Linked DNA regions of Homo sapiens: region 1 is linked to region 2. A link is an interaction called in ENCODE POLR2A ChIA-PET data of the cell type or tissue named here. Cell type or tissue: Panc1. All regions are shown on one strand. Links, peaks and the distances in the headings refer to the core of each region. The heading gives the core; the rest is flanking DNA. Region 1 has its middle 12 kb from the start of SKP1. Region 2 overlaps SAR1B (secretion associated Ras related GTPase 1B).

Region 1 (2,915 bases), core at 275-2,774, 410 kb after region 2:
GGGAGGTGGAGGTTGCAGTGAGCTGAGATCGCACCACTGCACTCCAGCCTGGGTGACACAGTGAGACTCGTCTCAAAAAAAAAAAAAAAAAAAAGAGTTCATGGACTAACCTTTGTGTCTCAAGGGCATTTATTTGAGCCAGAGTTTGAAGGGGAGTTAGGTGAGGTTCAGCTGAACCACCACAGCCTAACAATTGCTCTTGAAGATAAAAGAATTTTCACAGTGGACCCGCATTAACAAATACTAAAGGAAAACCAGAAAGTATATATGGAGTGGAGCACCCCATCCCTAACTTTTAAAAATTCATCTAAGTGGCATAATTCCTCCATTTTTTATCTGAATTCCCAACTGAATTGTGGGTTTTCTTGAATGACCTGAGTTTTTTAGACTCTTTTATAAACTTCTGGGATTCTGTACAAGACTACTGGAAACTAGTCAGCTCTTTAGGCTGACAGTTGTAGTAATGAATGAAATCTCATGCTAGCCTGTCATCACCTGACCATCTTCCCCTCCTTCTGAAGACCCTTACCTTCTAATCTGAGAGGAGCCAGAAGCCAAGACCAACTTACTTTCTTGTCTGGTGTCCTGATGGCCAGTTAACAAATTCTGATACGGAGGACTTGACCCTATGAACAATGCCCATCTCTAATCTGTATGAGTGCACATTCTTTTTAAAAAATGGATCTTTTCTACTCGTATTAATATAAAATACATGCTTGTAGTAAAGCAATAGAGATGAATACAAAAAAAGTTTCCCCTCCAGCCTTATTGGTCTGAGGTGGTTACTACTAATGGTTGTGGATGTTTTCACAGTCATATCAGCAAGTCTGCTGTGTGTAGGGTGGTTGTGCTCTAGTCTTCCTTCATGATGATGTGTATTAAATTGTTTCTCTGGGAGCAATACTCCTCGCCCTTTTAAAACAAATGGTAACAGACACCATTCCGCACATAGCATATTTTCATTTAGCATCTTTGGTATTAACCAGTGTGAGCTTTTATTTTTAAAGTAACAGTAGTGAGTTGGTGGAAGTATGATGGGTTCCTGAAGTAGTTAAACATGGAGGCAAAACTAAGTAAACTCACCAGCTTGTTAATGTGTGGCCACGGTTGGGCACAGCTCCAATATAGGGTGACCAGTTGACCTGGTTGCTTAGAACTTGAAGGTTTTCCAGGAAGCAGATCTTGCTTTCTTCTTCTTCTTCTTCTTTTTTTTTTTTTTTTTTTGAGATGGAGTTTCATTCTTGTTGCCCAAGCTGGAGTGCAATGACACAATCTCGGCTCACTGCAACCTCTACCTCCTAGGTTCAAGTGATTCTCCTGCCTCAGCCTCCCAAGTAGCTGGGATTACAAGTGTACGCCACCACACCTGGCTAATTTTTTGTATTTTTAGAAGAAATGGGGTTTCACCATATTAGCCAGGCTGGTCTCAAACTCCTGACCTCAGGTGATCCACCCGCCTATGCCTCCCAAAGTGCTGGGATTACAGGCGTGAGCCACTGCCCCAGCCAGTAGAGCTTTGAAACCAGAACAGTTGGTCACCCCCAATGTGGGTTCTGTGCCTTTCCCACCCTTATCAACCAGACAAAATCCAGGCTCTGCTTTGGCTCTCAGCTGGGATCTTGGGGGTGGGGAAGTGGTAACTGGGCGAATTTACTCAGACCTGAGCTCTAAGACTACCTGCTGCCTGGCTTGCAGTCATGCATCCACAGGAACCAGTCTTTGCATTAAGTCTATAACTGAGACCCCCAGCTCCCAAGGTTCCAAGGTTTGTGCTACATGCTCTCGTTTGTGAGGACTCCAAGGCTTCTTAAGTCTCAAGGCAAAGGACAGGAAGGCAAAGATCTAAGAAGGAGAACAGAGGGTTAAATTTATTAGAATAGGAAGAAAGGGGTGAAGCAAGGTGGGTGTGTGTTGAGGGGTGAGAGGTTCTAGCAAGAGGGCTTAGGTCTTAGCCAGGGTGTATGTAGTAAGGGGCTGCTGCCATCTGGGAGAGCACAGCAAGTGAAGTGGGCAAGAAGAGATGTTGCCATGGTATTTGAGTAACTTCCACTGGGTAAGTAAGCCACCACCAGGCACCAGCTGAGCTGAGTGGTATTCAGCAGCTACTTACTGTGCACCTGTTATGTGCCAGGCATTAGGCACAAGCGGTGTACAAGACAAAGTGCCCTTGTGCAGTGAACACCCAAGAGAGACAAATATAAAACTCCAATAGGAATAATGTACTATGAAGAAAAAGCAAGACAGGAGGCCAGAGGGTAAAAGGAGGTACCCTTCTAGCCAAAACTTCCACATACTGTTGTGCACATTGCTTACTGCCCAACTCAAGTTTGTGAATTTTGACAATTTTTTTGGCTGATGGCAATCGTATGTCTTGATGTGATGGCTGTTAAATTTTTAAAATAAGTTTTAATGTAAATTTAACGTACTATTTAGGCTGGTGGTCTCTGAGGAGGTGACACTGAGCTGAGACCTAAAGGATGAGAAGGAGCTATTCCTTCTCACCAATCTGCATTAGATGCTGTTTATCACAAGGTGAAAAATCACTTGTTTTGAAAGAGAATGCGGAAGTGTAGTTTGTAGAAAAGCACTGACCATGACCTGATAACATTCCTAGAAATTTCCGCCATCTGGGGCAGCGGTGGGGAAGCTGCTGTTTGAGAGACTGCTGTAGTCCAGGCTGTGCTGTTCTGACCAGAGCCTGCTGCCTACAGCTGAGTGGCAGGATGTGGCTAGAGGAATGGACACAGCTGTACTGGTGGGACTCACACAAATGTCAGATGGACCAGTTACTGCTGGATAGTCCTCTACACTTCCTTAGATTCTTGGGCTTCAAAAGGACTGATTAACACGGTCTCTTCTCAAATTGCCACCTCCTCTCTGTACTCTATAACACTTATAACCTCGCCAATATTAAT
Region 2 (2,915 bases), core at 192-2,691:
AACATACTGGTTTCTCTAGCCAGGAAAAATGCTTTCTGGTGTAATATATCTTGCTCCAGAACCCTCATTCTAATTGTAACACTAGGATCAAAGAAACAAAGTCACTTTGTGGACCACAGCTAAACTGTGGATATTTTCCCAAAGACATAAGATTTTTATGGCCCGAGCCTCTAGAAAGGAAGCCATGTTTAGGAGCAACCAGCTTTCCTCCCAGCTTTAGGGGGCAGAGTTCCTGAGCCAGAGGACTTACTGTCCAGCTTTGAGAACCTCTCCAGAGTATATGCACTGGGTACTGCTCTTTTTCAAGAGAACCAAATTAAGAGGATGGCAAGAAACAGTAGAAGCACAGAGGAAAGACAACTCTGCATGTGCCTGTGTGAATGTGTGCATCCATGGAGTATTTCCCAGGTAAATACTAGTACTGGGGACATAGGCTAATTGTGTGTCCCACACTGCAAGATGCTAGGGCGTAGTTAACACTGTGGTATACATACAAATCAGGCACTGTCCAAAAGATTTTTTAAAATCTAAAGTCTGAAATGTAAAAATATAAGGTCTCAACCCACTTTTACACTTTTAAAGAGATCCCATACCTGTTTCACTGACTGCCGTTAATTACACTTTTGGATCACAGCTGGTTAAATTGATAGATTTCAGTTTATCTCAGTGAATTTTTAGAATGGAGATTATAGCATTTTTTAATTGGAGAACAGACATTTCCTAAAGTATATGAAAAAAAATTATTCACTGTTGGTTTAAACCAGTATCTTTGTATGAGTGCCAAAGATATATGAACACAGATACTGCCTGTGCAGACCTAAATTTTAGTTTTGTGTACCTGGATCCATATACAAATTTTTTGTGGTTTATAGCATAAAAGCAGAACGTTGTTTCTTTCTTAGTTTTCAACCGGCTCATCTTTTGTTTTTGTTTTTTGTTTTTTTGTTTTTTGTTTTTTTTGAGATGGAGTCTTGCTTTGTTGCCCAGGCTAGAGTGCAGTGGCACAATCTCTGCTTACTGCAACCTCCACCTCCGGGGTTCAAGTGATTCTCCTGCCTCAGCCTCCTGAGTAGCTGGGACTACAGGCGCGCACCACCATGCCCGGCTAATTTTTGTATTTTTAGTAGAGATGGGGTTTCACTATGTTGGCCAGGCTGGTCTCGAACTCCTGACCTCGTGATCTGCCCACCTCAGCCTCCCAAAGTGCTGGGATTACAGGCGTGAGCCGCCATGCCCGGCCAATTTTCAACTGGCCCATACTTTATAGTGATGGAAAGCGCATAAACTACTTGTAAATCATTAAAATAGGGTGATAACTGTGATAATAGTGTTTCTTGCATTCTAGAAAATTATTTTATTAACTACATTCAAAACCCAGCATTTCACAGGTTCCATCATTAGAAACAGTATAGTTCTAGTTAACATGATTGGAGAGTTTCAGGGGAAAGGTTTACATTTTCTGAAACTGTATTTGGTATGTGACTCAATGTGGTATTTCAGTCTTGTTAGTCACTTACATGACTGACGTTTGCAAGGATTTATTGCCAAGTAAAATTTGACCAGAGTGCACTGAGAATAGCTACATAAGGGGAAATCTCTCAAAATTCCTTCTGTTCATTTAATTTGGAGCATATTGTTTAAATCATTTTAAACATATGTAAAAAGTTGAAGCATTAAAAAATCTTCAAGAAACAATGAAAAAATAGAAATTAGCAAACATAAGTTTCTTAATGCAAAATTAATAGTGAATAAAATATAGCCTACATTAAAAGCCAGAGGCTTTGCTATAAATATAAGAGTTTAGAAAAACAGTGTGCTTCAATTAAGGACTAAATTATCAAAACTGCATGTTTGTTTTTTCTTTTCTTTTCTTTTTTTTTTGAGATGAAGTCTCACTCTGTTGCCCAGGCTGGAGTGCAGTGGTGCGATCTTGGCTCACTGCAACCTCTGCTTCCCAGGTTCAAGCGATTCTCGTGCCTCACCATCCCGAGTAGCTGGGATTACAGGTGCACCACACCATGCCCAGTTAATTTTTGTATTTTTAGTAGAGACAGGGTTTCATTATTTGGCCAGGCTGGTCTCGAGCTCCTGATCTTAAGTGATCCACTCGCCTCGGCCTCCCAAAGTGCTGGGATTATACACATGAGCCACTGTGCCCAGCCTAAAACTACATGTTGAAGCTTCCGGTCATTTCCATTATTATCCTTCTTTTGAAATTCAAGTTAGTGCTTTTTAACCAAATAAAAGAAGAACCAGCTCTTGGGATATGTGACTCTGCCTCTGTATAAAGTGACTGGAATTTTGTTAAAACCGTGTTTCCACTTCTGAACCCTGTTACCATTCCCCCTCACAAATCCCCACCCAACACCTGGATTTTAAAGATCCTCCAGTGTCAAGGGAAGCCACAGAGTCTATTAAAGAGGCAGTTCTGAACCAATTAATTTTTGTCCTTATAATTTAGAGCATTAAATAGCTAATATATTTAATGGCACTAATTGTTGTTCACGGCTTTCATCATACTTTTAAACAGAATCCAAAGTATTCAAAGGAAAGTAAGCGAAGTTATCCAAAGCCAACTTTGTTTCAGGTGTGTCCCCTGCCCCAAATAGATTTTAGGGCAGAAATAGAAAACTGAGTTTACACAGAACTATTTTTGGAAAAGCTGCACTGGAGTAGATGGATTCTTCTTCAGCATACTTTTTTGTTTGTTTGTTTGAGATGGAGTCTTGCTTTGTCACCCAGGCTGGAGTGCAGTGGTGTGATCTCCACTCACTGCAACCTCCACCTCCCAGCTTCAAGTGATTCTCCTGCCTCAACCTTCCAAGTAGCTTGGATTACAGGCGTGCGCCACCACAGCTGGCTAATATTTGTATTGTTAGTAGAGACAGGGTTTCACCATGTTGTCCAGGCTTGTC

The links. Peaks named below come from ENCODE experiments on the same cell type or tissue, not always from the same donor. Only the 100,000 strongest peaks of a DNase experiment are listed, where the experiment ranks them.
Region 1: POLR2A ChIA-PET joins it to region 2 with 11 read pairs; 6 of 35 experiments call an interaction of 5 or more read pairs at or near these places.

What each region holds. Positions count from the first base shown.
Region 1 is chr5:134,187,438-134,190,352 of GRCh38, reverse strand. No RefSeq gene overlaps it. Among named protein-coding and RNA genes, the nearest start is that of SKP1, 12 kb to the right of the region's middle. In Panc1, for the core only: no CTCF peak of the experiment used is centred there; no DNase peak of the experiment used is centred there.
Region 2 is chr5:134,601,844-134,604,758 of GRCh38, reverse strand. SAR1B (secretion associated Ras related GTPase 1B) reads left to right here. Exons shown (of 7, transcript NM_016103.4): 7 at 1-2,915. Among named protein-coding and RNA genes, the nearest start is that of SAR1B, 30 kb to the left of the region's middle. In Panc1, for the core only: no CTCF peak of the experiment used is centred there; a DNase peak (open chromatin) is centred at 1,458.